Regions from separate parts of the Homo sapiens genome. Here regions 1 and 2 are each linked to region 3. The links are chromatin contacts, found by Hi-C or POLR2A ChIA-PET in ENCODE. All regions are on one chromosome and are shown on one strand. Each heading gives the region's core, a stretch centred on a gene start or an enhancer-like site at or near the end of the contact. The rest is flanking DNA. Distances are from core to core; before and after follow the strand shown.

Region 1 (3,615 bases), core at 560-3,059, 2.4 Mb before region 3:
GCTAGAACTAGAGATTATTCATCAAAATAGCTGTGACAGTAGAAACATACCACTTGTCTACACACACAACACATAGCATACTTAGAATAGGAATAGATCTCTGATTTGATGTCCCAGTAATTTAGAGATTGATGATATCCTACCGATACTTTAAGGAGCAGACATTTTAAAACGATGGTACAGACCCACTAGTCTGACCTTTTCTCTGTTAGTCACAGTTGGGCTGTGGTCATTCCCGGAGTCCCTAAGATTAGAACAGGTAATGGGTCACCTGTGTGACCTGCACCAAGGCCAGCCCCACCGCCCCCGGCCACAGAAATAAGATCTCTCTCTCTCTCTGTCTGTCTCTGTGTGTGTATGTATGTGTGTATGTCTGTTTCTGCCTCTCCCACATCACATACATACATACACACACACACACACACACACACAGTGCCTCACTGGGAAGAAATGAGCAGGTATGGAGGAGACATTCTCAGAGATGGATCTCTACTGTGCTCCGTCTTGACTTATTTGCTGTCAGTGCTCCAAGGGATGAGCTCTGGAGGTCATCAGTAACTTGGTCAAACATCCACAGCTACTTCTTCATCCTTCTGATCCAATCAAGAGATTCCTATGCTGAAGTTTTACCTTTCAGGAAAGGCTGAACTAAATATGTAAATAATGAAAGTAGACCCTGTTCTTGGGGGTAAAATGCTGCATAAGTACATTCTTTATTGTTATATCATAGATTTTAGATTAGAAGTGGCAGCCTAGGGCAGTCATTGATTATCTTCTTAGGGATAGGGGTTAAATCACATTATCATTGCAGTGCTGACGTGTAGGACACGGAGGTTCATAAACATCCCGTGGAGTAGCACCCAGCACATAGCTCTACTGGGTCCTTTTGCGAACAGGCAAACCATGGAGCCTTGCTGAACCCTGGATGAACTGTGTACCTCCTTCTCTTGCCACCTCCTTCTTTCTATTTTAATAGCTATTCCTATTTTTATACACATCTCCTCTTAAAGAGTTACTTAGCTGCTAGATTTACCTCAAGGATTGAGGCATGTAAAATTTATTTTTAAATATAAAATGGGGGTTCACAGAAAACCCCTAATCCATTTCCAAAGCCATCAGCTTTAGAGCTGACTTTCCTCTTTCTCCCCTGAGCAACTTCCTTTTCCTGATCTTCTGAGGGAATATCCCTCGTCCCACAAATGCTCCAGCACCTCCTAATTTAATACCCTCAAGTTGTATATATACCAGGAAATAAACTCATAATCTCCATCCTAATCAGTTTGTAATATAAAAGGAAGAACAAAATTCCCAAACTTTAACCCTATGGCCTTTTCAGTGTTTATTGATGAGTATATTGCAAACACCTGGGTAGCCAGAGCACCTCTGCTTCACTCCTCTGCTTAGAAGCAGCTTCTGCCACACATCCAGGATTATGTAATACATATCTGTCACGGTCCACAGGACCAGCGGACTTTAAAAAATAATGGTGACATAAAAACTCACAGTGGTAGCTATACCACGGAACCCTAGGTGAGAAGGCACCTCCACCCGCACACAGGTGTATGGACGCAAGGATGAACGTTCCGGCCGCACGCGTCCCACACACGGACGTGCACACGGGCGCCTCCGAATAGGCTCGCGGTTCCCGAAGCCGGCTCCGCGGACGCCTGCTCTGGCTCCGTGGGAAAGGCGCCTCCGCGGCGGGGCCCCGGGCAGCGCCAGACCCGGCGGGCGGCGGCGGCGTTGGCGCGGCCAGGCGAGGGGGGTTCCCGCAGCCCGCCCGCCCCGCCCCTCGCGCCCGCGGCTCCGCCTCGCCTAGCCATGGTGGAGCAGGGAGACGCGGCGCCGCTGCTGCGCTGGGCCGAGGGCCCCGCCGTCTCCCTGCCGCAGGCCCCGCAGCCGCAGGCGGGAGGCTGGGGCCGGGGCGGCGGCGGGGGCGCCCGGCCGGCCGCGGAGCCGCCCCGGAGGCGGGAGCCCGAGGAGCCGGCCGCCCCGGAGGTGCTGCTGCAGCCCGGGCGCCTGGAGCTGGGCGACGTGGAGGAGGACCAGGTGGTGGCCGTGTTCGTGGTCACCTTCGACCCCCGCTCGGGTGAGGGCCGCGCCGGGGCCAGGCGCGTGGGGAGGGTCGGGGTGCCCCCGAGCTTTGGGGGCGCGGGGGAGGGGCTCGCTGCGCGCGCACCTGCCCTCCCGGCCCCGCACCCCGCACCAGGGCCGGCCCCGGGCTCCCGGGCTTGGGGAAGGGCGGGGGTCGGCCAGTCCTCAGCTCTCTCCCTCGGGGCGCAGCTGGGTGCTGGCGCGCGGCCTCTCGGAGCGGCCCCGAGGGCTTTGTTCCAGCCCCGCCGACCTCCTCTCCCCTCCCCTCCTCTCCTCTGAGTCCCAGCCCCACAGTGGTGTTCGCACTTCAGTGACAGGGCATCCGGTTTGTGGCCACGTTGGGTTTTGTTTTCTTTTCTTGGGGGCTAGAAGATTTTTCACGTTGTGCGGAGGAAACCCCCCGGGCGAGCGCCCTGAGCTCCCCGCTCGCCCCCCATCCCGTCCCCCGCTCCCCGCTCGCCCCCCACCCCGTCCCCCGCTCCCCGCTCGCCCCCCACCCCGTCCCCCGCTCCCCGCTCGCCCTAGCTCCCCGTCGCTTCCTCTGGGGTAACTTTCCTAGCGGCCAAGTTCACTTTCTCTGACTGCATTATTTTGAGGAATTAACGCCGGGAGCATTAAGGGATGGGGCTGAGGGATTCAGCTGAAGGCTGATTAAAGGAGAAGCCTCCCCGGATAGGCTGTCTTTCGGAGATGCTTGGAGAATTAAAGTCTTATCCCACATAATCTTAGCCTAACCACCCGGCAGGGGGGTGTGCGTTTTCCAGGTGAGAGTCCACGGGGGACAGAAGGTGGAAGAACGACCCTGCGCGCCCAGGAAGCCTTGGAGGGTCAGCTAGGGACTTCTGACTCTGAGAGTGGCTCTGCTGTTCGGGGTTGGGGGAAGGAGGTGTCATCGCAGGAGTCGTGGTGTCAGGGCTTAAGGAAACCCAGGTGTGACTGTCAATGTCTCCAGGGCAGCTGCTGGAGTGTGGAGTGCCTGTTCGTGCGGGAAAATATTGGCTGCTTTCTGGGATGAGGTGGGATGGAGTGGAGAAAAAAAGGGGTTAGGATCTGGAGAAGGGGAATCTGGTATGGCAGCTGATGATGGGTTCCAGGCCGGTAATTTTGGGGTTCTCAGCTGTAGGACACAGGAAGAATGTGGGATTCACTGTGGAGCTCCATTTGCAGGGACAGAGTTTGTGGGGACAATTCAGGCCTTTGTGACTTCTGCTTGTTTCTTTGCCACATTCCATGGCTTTCAAACTCTTTTGACTGATCTATCATGTGAAGTTAATTTTACATCACAACCAATATGCTCACATACACGTACAGTACTTATGTAACTGAAATAGACATTTCATGAAGTAGTGCTGACTCCTTCTACATGTAATGCATTCTTTTTTCTCTCTCTTTTTTTTTTTTTTCAGACAGTGTCTCACTCTGTCGCCTAGGCTGGAATGCAGTGGCTCTTTTCTCTTTTTTTTAAGTGTTCATCACACATGCTGGTTGACTCGCATTTGAGATTCCTAGATACCAGTAGTT
Region 2 (3,234 bases), core at 52-2,551, 2.2 Mb before region 3:
TGCTTCAGGGGAGAAAAGTGGGAAGACACAAAGTGACTTTCCTGCTTCAGTTGTTTCCTCTAATGCCAACGAGTCATATTTTGCGGCAGTGTGTCCTGAATCTCATCAACAGCGGAGTAAAAATTGGAGTGTCTAGAACAGGGGTTCTCAACCTTTAGTGCAGAACTTGTTAAAAACACAGAATCCTGGGAACTGCCCCTTCCCGCAAGAGTCTCATTTGTTCTGGAATTAAGCTGTCATCTTCACTTGTTAACAAGTACTCCCATGTTGGTTGCAATGGAGGTCACCACTATACCAGACTTTGAGAAACAGTGGTTTAGAGATAAAGGATTGAAGACCAGGTGGGATTAGAAAAGACCTTGAACCCACACTAAGGACTTTGGCTATTATTTTGAAGACAATGAAAAACCTTTAATGGGCTTTAAGCAGGTGAGTGATATAATCATATTTGAACTGTTAAAAGACCACTTTATAGCAGAATGAAAAATGAACTGGAAGAAGCTAAAATTAAAGCTAAAGAGAACCATTAGGAAGTTATTGCCATAATCTGTAGGCTCCTAAAAGAACAAACCAAGATAAAGGATGGATTTGGAAAGCTTTAGAAAGTAGAAATTGGCAGCAGTTGGTGGTCCATTGACTGTAGTAAGTGAGAGAGGAGGAACCAAGCCAGGTTTTTGTGCTTGGGTGACTGGTTGAATAGTGATTTCAGTCATTTAGATTTGAGTGGTAGGTTTGTGGAGAAAAGTAGTGCGGTTTAGGAGATACTGAATTTGACACGCCTGTGGAGTATCCAGGTGGAAATGTTTTTCTTACTAGATAGTGAACCCCTCATGGGCAAGTTCGTCTATCCATCTGCAGCACCAGAACCTAGTAAAGCGCCAGAATGAATGAACCAACCAACCCATCAATGGATCTGATACTATTGGCCCCATTTTGCAAAGGGCTATGCTGAAGCCCAAGGGACGAAGTGAGGGGGGTCCACAAGTTAGCGACAGCTCTGGGACTCGAACCCAGGACAGCTGACTCCCGCCGTGACCACGGGATCCGCGCGAGGCCCTCCCCTGCCGCGCCGGCCAGGCCCGCACCCCCTACCCTCAAGCCGCGCCGCCGCCTGCACCCACGACCCCTGATGCTTGGGTCCCCGCGGCTCTCGGCCCAGCGCGACTCCAGAGGCTCCGCCCAGCGCCCCGGGCCCCCATCCCGACTCCCACCCCGCTCGCGCGCTCAGTCCCAGCGACCCGCACTGCGCTCCCCGCCTGGGCGCCGCTGCACTCACCACGGCTGGTCCAGCTCGCGGCTCTGCCTTTCCTGTGTGCTCCCTCCAGATTCCCCGGCTCGTTCAAGGGAAACCGCTGCCGCCGCCCTCGGGTTCCGCCGCGGGGCTGCGAGCGCGCGCGGGCCAGTTCGGGCCGGGGGCGGGAACCGGCTCGGATGCTCAGGGACGGTGGGGGTGGCAGGGCCCACCGGCTTGAGGCTGCCTTTCCCGGCGTTCCCTCGTTTATTGGCTCACTCTTCCTTTCATCCATCCATCCTTTGCGCAACAATATTTGATGGGAAGCCTGCCAAGGTAACACTGTTTTAGCACCTGGAACTAAGTCGGAAAATAAATTAACTAAATGAACAAGGCCATTGGAGATGGTGCTCCGTGCCACGAAGAAAATGAAACGAGGTGATGGAAGGCAGTGCGGGAAGGGGGAGAACTGTGTGAAATTAGGCGGCCTGCGCTAGGCCTTCTGAGTAAGGGGCCATTGGTCTGAGACCTGGATGTCAAGAAGGAGCAGCTGAAGCAAAGATCCAGGGGAGAGAGCCTGGAGAGGGAAGGGCCCGTGCAAAAGCTGAAAAGCCTGGGGCACTCTGGCGAGTTGCAGGCCAGTGTGGGTGAGACAGAGAGAGCTAAGGAGACAGGCCAAGCGAGGAAGCTGGAGAGGTGGAGACAGGCCACGGCGGCCAGGAGTTTGGACATGACATTAAACAGGGCGAGAAGACATTGCGGGGGTGCAATCAGGGGCTGGTGGGACTGGTTTCCATTTCACACAGCTCTCTGGCCACAGGTGCTTGATTGGATTCTAGAGAACAAGAGAGCAACGGAGAAGCTAGGCCAATGCCAACCTCCAGACAGTTTACATTCTGTACTCGCCCACCAGATTGGTGTGGGGACAAAGCCAGGTCCTTCTTCTTTCCAGCATTCAGTCTGCCAACTTTTTTTTTTTTTTAGACAGGGTCTCACTCTGTGGCTCAGGCGCTAGTGCAGTGGTGCAATCTCAGCTCACTGCAGCCTCTGCTTCCCGGGTTCAAGCAATTCTTGTGCCTCAGCCTCCCGAGTAACTGGGATTACAGGTGTGTGCCACCAGGCCCAGCTAAATTTTTTTGTATTTTTAGTAAAGACGGGGGTTTTGTCACGTTGGCCAGGCTGGTCTCGAACTCCTGACCTCAAGCGATCTGCCCGCCTTGGCCTCCCAAAGTGCTACGATTATAGGCATGAGCCATCGCACCCGGCCAGTCAACCAACATTTGAGTGTGCACTAGGCCCTGCATCAGGCACTGGGGGTATGCTCAGGTACAAGGCCCTTCATGGTTCCTGCCCCATGGAGCTTGCTATCTAGTCTGCACATTTCCTACGTGTAGACATGCATCCTACCTATGTCTCCCTAGGTGAATGCTTCAAAAAAAAAAGGCCGGGGCGGGGACCTTCAATGAGGCTATGGTGCAGTAAACATATTCCTTATGCCAGGGTGCACCAATCCATTGGGCCACACTGTTTAGTAGCAAGAAATTTCTAGCCCTCTCTCCTGAGTCTCCATCTGTAAACTAGGGGACTGAGAACATTACTATTAAAAAAAAACCCTTCTAGCTCTAAAATGTTGTCATAGGGTATGGAAGACCATTATTTTCAGTTCCTCTTTTCCAACTATCTAAAGCGTTTGTGTTTGGAAATAAGCTTCTGAACTGCTCACCTGCAGGCTAGAAAAATCTGAGACTTGATTTTGATGTTCCAAGGGTCAGACTCAGCGTATGCTTTAGGGCTTCAGCATGAAAGTGGTTCCCCAAATAAGAAAAGGTCAGCTTTGATGAAGGATGAAGAAGGATGGAAATATAGGAGATTAAGGGAATCTGAATACACACCTGCAGGCAGATGTGTAGGTTGGAGTTTTGGAGACCTATACCAATTCTACTCTCTTCCAAATACCATTTTACTAGGATGCATTCAGATTCCAGAATAATCAGGCACAAGCT
Region 3 (3,635 bases), core at 249-2,748:
TCTCAAGGGTAATAATGTTATCCCCATAAGGTACAACTATAATCATGTCACCTCCTTAAAAATCTTAGAATGGGGCCAGGTTTGATAGTTCACGCCTGTAATTACAACACTTTGGGAGGCCGAGGCAGGCGGATCACCTGAGGTCAGGAGTTCAAGACCAGCCTGACCAACATGGAGAAACCCCGTCTCCACTAAAAATACAAAATTAGCCGGGCGTGGTGTCGCATGTCGCCTGCCTGTACTACTCGGGAGGCTGAGGCAGGAGAATCGCTTGAACCTGGGAGGTGATCACAATCTTAGAATGGCTTCCCATTACACTTACAATAAAGTTTAAGTTCCTGTTCGGCCTACCACTTCATCTACCTCCACTTCACCCACCACACCTTAGGGCTAAACCACTCTCAACTGGCAATTTTTCTCCCCTTGGGCTTTCAATTGTGTAGCTTTTAAACCTGGACCCTAACCCCAATTTACTTGCTAACTCCAAATTAGCCTTCAGGTCCCTGATTAATTTCCTCCGGAAAACCTTCCCTAACTACCCCTTCTTTATACCCCAGCCCCTGTTGTCTACACCTTGAGCACTTATTTATCCTCAGTACTTTACTGTATGGCTCCTTAGGTGGGCAGCAAGTGTCTTAAGGACAGGACACATGTGCATCTGATTCTTCCTGTTTAGACCAGGTTCCTAGCACAGACCCTAACGTTGCCACCTTTTAAAAACTAGGTGAATTTGAGTTCTAAGATTTTACATTCTGACGTCCGTGGCTCAGAAATTCGACAGTTGATCGTTCTCCCTTTCCCCACATTGCTCAAGGGCAGCAAGTTTCCTTCCCTAAAGCCCAGTTGTTCTTTTCCGCCTCAAAAAGAAATGCTTCTTAGAATAACTTTTCTAGGGGACGGGTGAGGAAATTGTTGGCCAGATGCTGTGGCTTTAAGTCTAGCAACAGTACACCCTTCAACTCCATCTTCATTGTTTTATCCCCAGCATTGAATCCTCCATTCCACTTTCCTGACTGCCCTCCGCAGAGGCAACAGACCAGCCAATGAAATCCTTCGGGACGGGTCCGCCCCTCTGCAGGACAGGCTGACGTCCCCAGAGCGACTCTGCGCCCCCCCCCGCTGGTCCTTTGGTCCCCGAGTTTATGCCAGAGCATGGAGCCTAGGGCCTGGGTTGGTTTGGTCAGAACCAGGGCTCCGTGGGAGGGTTGGCCTCAGAAATGCAGGAATTAAACACCGTGCTCCCCACCCTAGCCCAGACCCGGCTCTTCCTCCCTCCCCAGCACGTAGAGCACCCGGGACATGGCTCCCGTACCCGATGTGCACGGAAAGCCTTCACAAGGTACCGATAGGCCGCGGTGTCGCGATAGGGTCGGCCGGTGGCCGCGCTCAGGTAGCGCAACTCCCGCAGAAGTCCTCGAAAAGTGTGCGACGGGGACCCTAAGGCCGCCATTGTCCTGTCCTTCTCCGAGCGTGGTGCCCAACGGCGTCCTACGACCCTGAAAACCCCTCCTCCGGCCCAGGCGCCTAATGGTACGGTCGGACAGACTACCGACTCCCCCTATCGACTGACGAGCAGTGGAACCGCTCACTTGTCCGTTGACCGAACCTTATTAATCGAAGGCCCAGGGGCGCCGTAACAAAATCAAACGAAACCCGACTGTTAACTGAAGGTACCAGGACCTCTAACCCAGAACAAGGGTTTGGGGAAACAGGGGCTTTTCTTCACTGCGTCATTGAAGATGCCCGTTAGCCGACCAACCGCTGAGTCTCAGGAGAAGCGGGCCCGGCGGGGGGTGTGGGTGTGGATTTGATATGGAACACGCTGAGAAGACATTTTTAAATGATTTATAAAAGGGATATCAAAATTCAACGTATTGACGTCTCCCCAAATCCCAGGGGACCTGCGGCTCAGACAAAGGACATGGGTGTGTGCAGATTCTCGAAAATTGCAGCCCACCAGCTAGTAAAAACACACACACACTTCCCATTTAAAAAAAAAAAAAGTAAAGTTGGCATATTTCGCTTTGTTTAGAAAGGGGAAAAAAGGACAAAAGTCACAGGCCACCCCAGATGGGACTCGAACCCACAATCCCTGGCTTAGGAGGCCAATGCCTTATCCATTAGGCCACTGGGGCTTCTGCAAACGACGCGCTCACACAACATATTCAACTATTTTCCTCTTTGGTACGTCATCGTCACTTCATTTTCGCCTTACCCTATCCCACGAAACCACACCTAGCGCCCACGTGAGGGGTGACGTATGCTGGGAGTTGTAGTTAGAGAACAAAAGTCCACATCACCGCGCCAAAGGCTTTACCCTCGAAACTGCACCGATGCTCCGGACGTTGAACGGGCGCGCGCACGCTTCTGCGTACGCGCTTGCCTGCGCAATAGTCTCCGCGCCTGCGCCGTAGTCCCCGCGCCTGCGCAAAAGCGGGCATGCGCCGTCGCGGAGCACAGCGCGCTGGGCAAATTGGCCGGATCTTCGAGACTCGCCCTCTGAACGTCAGCTCTGGTGGGTTTTTACCGGAAGCAGCCGGACCTTTTCCGGTGTTGCGAATTTCCAGGAGGAGCTTTGCTCCAGCGGCCGTTAGATGGCGCCTGCCGCGGTCAATTTCTGCTTCCGGTTGAAGCGTTGAGGCCATTTCCGCAGGCCGGGCGTGGTGGCGCACGCCTGTAATACCAGTACTTTGGGAGGCCGAGGCGGGCGGATCATCTTAGGTCGGGGGTTTGAAACCAGCCTGACCAACACAGAGAAACCCTGTCTCTACTAAAAATACAGAATTAGCCGGGCGTGGTGGCGCATGCCTGTAATCCCAGCTACTCCGGAGGCTGAGGCAGGAGAATTGCTTGAACCCTGGAGTCGGAGGTTGTAGTGAGCCGAGATCGCGCCATTGCTCTCTAGCCTGGGCAACAGGAGCGAAACTCCATCTCAAAAAAAAAAAGAAACATGTGCCGTGTCCTTTGAATTGGTGCGTCAGCGATAAACATGGGACAGCGGGGAAGTAATAGTACATTGATTAGGAATTAATTTTAAAAATTAGCAGTTCATTTTTTGGTTCTGTTCCTAATTGTATAACGAACAAATCACTTCGGAGTCCCAGTAAACTTACCCTTATAGTATCACAGGGGCTTCCCATTGTCCCTAAGATAAAGCTCAGACGACATAAATTGATCCTCGCTTGTACCTTAATCTTCATCTCTCACTTTTCGCTTATCACCCTCTGCTCCAGGTATCTCCACTTTCATTGTCTCTTCCCCACCACACACCTTACCTGATATTCCCTCTGCCTGAAACTTAACCATTTGTATTAATATGCCTCTTTACCCTTTGGGCTTCAGCTTACTCCAGAAGTCTAGGTTAGACGCTTCTCCAGGCCCTTGAAGTCAATACGGCAAGGTGAAAATTATTCATTTCACCTCCTCTGGTCCCCTGTTGCTCCCTTTATTTACTCATCGTAAATAACTCTTAATGTAGGTACATGGCCACTACTCCATACTGTAGTTGTCAGTCTCTTCCATCAGACTGGGAAATTGTTCAGCTCCGAAAGCCCTGTGCCTAACAGAAAAGCCTGTTTCTTCACCAGGCTTATTCCTTGGTAGCATAGTCATAACAGCTTAGTCTGAAGCTCCTA

The links. Hi-C counts contacts between places; a loop is a spot of excess contacts on that map. ChIA-PET counts read pairs that join two places held with the same protein, here RNA polymerase II (POLR2A). Pooled maps may share reads with other maps.
Region 1: a loop to region 3 is called in a pooled map, with 13 times the contacts of the local background. The contact joins the promoter of DENND11 here to the promoter of FMC1 in region 3. A Hi-C loop is called at or near these places in 9 of 50 pooled maps.
Region 2: a loop to region 3 is called in a pooled map, with 7 times the contacts of the local background. The contact joins the promoter of AGK here to the promoter of FMC1 in region 3. A Hi-C loop is called at or near these places in 2 of 37 single-sample maps with no recorded cell type and 8 of 50 pooled maps. POLR2A ChIA-PET finds 5 or more read pairs at or near these places in 1 of 52 experiments (naive thymus-derived CD4-positive, alpha-beta T cell).

What each region holds. Positions count from the first base shown.
Region 1 is chr7:141,700,360-141,703,974 of GRCh38, reverse strand. It overlaps DENND11 (DENN domain containing 11), which reads left to right and starts at 1,809. Exons shown (of 9, transcript NM_001080392.2): 1 at 1,809-2,089. The coding sequence starts at 1,822.
Region 2 is chr7:141,549,477-141,552,710 of GRCh38, reverse strand. AGK (acylglycerol kinase) reads right to left here and starts at 1,301. Exons shown (of 16, transcript NM_018238.4): 1 at 1,277-1,301. It overlaps AGK-DT (AGK divergent transcript), which reads left to right and starts at 1,367. Exons shown (of 6, transcript NR_183408.1): 1 at 1,367-1,567. RefSeq lists silencers at 1,057-1,236, 1,417-1,506.
Region 3 is chr7:139,339,200-139,342,834 of GRCh38, reverse strand. FMC1 (formation of mitochondrial complex V assembly factor 1) reads right to left here and starts at 1,498. Exons shown (of 2, transcript NM_197964.5): 1 at 1,313-1,498. The coding sequence starts at 1,450. It overlaps FMC1-LUC7L2 (FMC1-LUC7L2 readthrough), which reads right to left and starts at 1,498. Exons shown (of 11, transcript NM_001244584.3): 1 at 1,313-1,498. The coding sequence starts at 1,450. TRR-CCT4-1 (tRNA-Arg (anticodon CCT) 4-1) reads right to left here and starts at 2,135; the gene lies at 2,063-2,135. It also overlaps a transcript of LUC7L2 not described here. RefSeq lists enhancers at 1,258-1,507, 955-1,522, 1,778-1,847, 1,878-1,947, 2,258-2,317.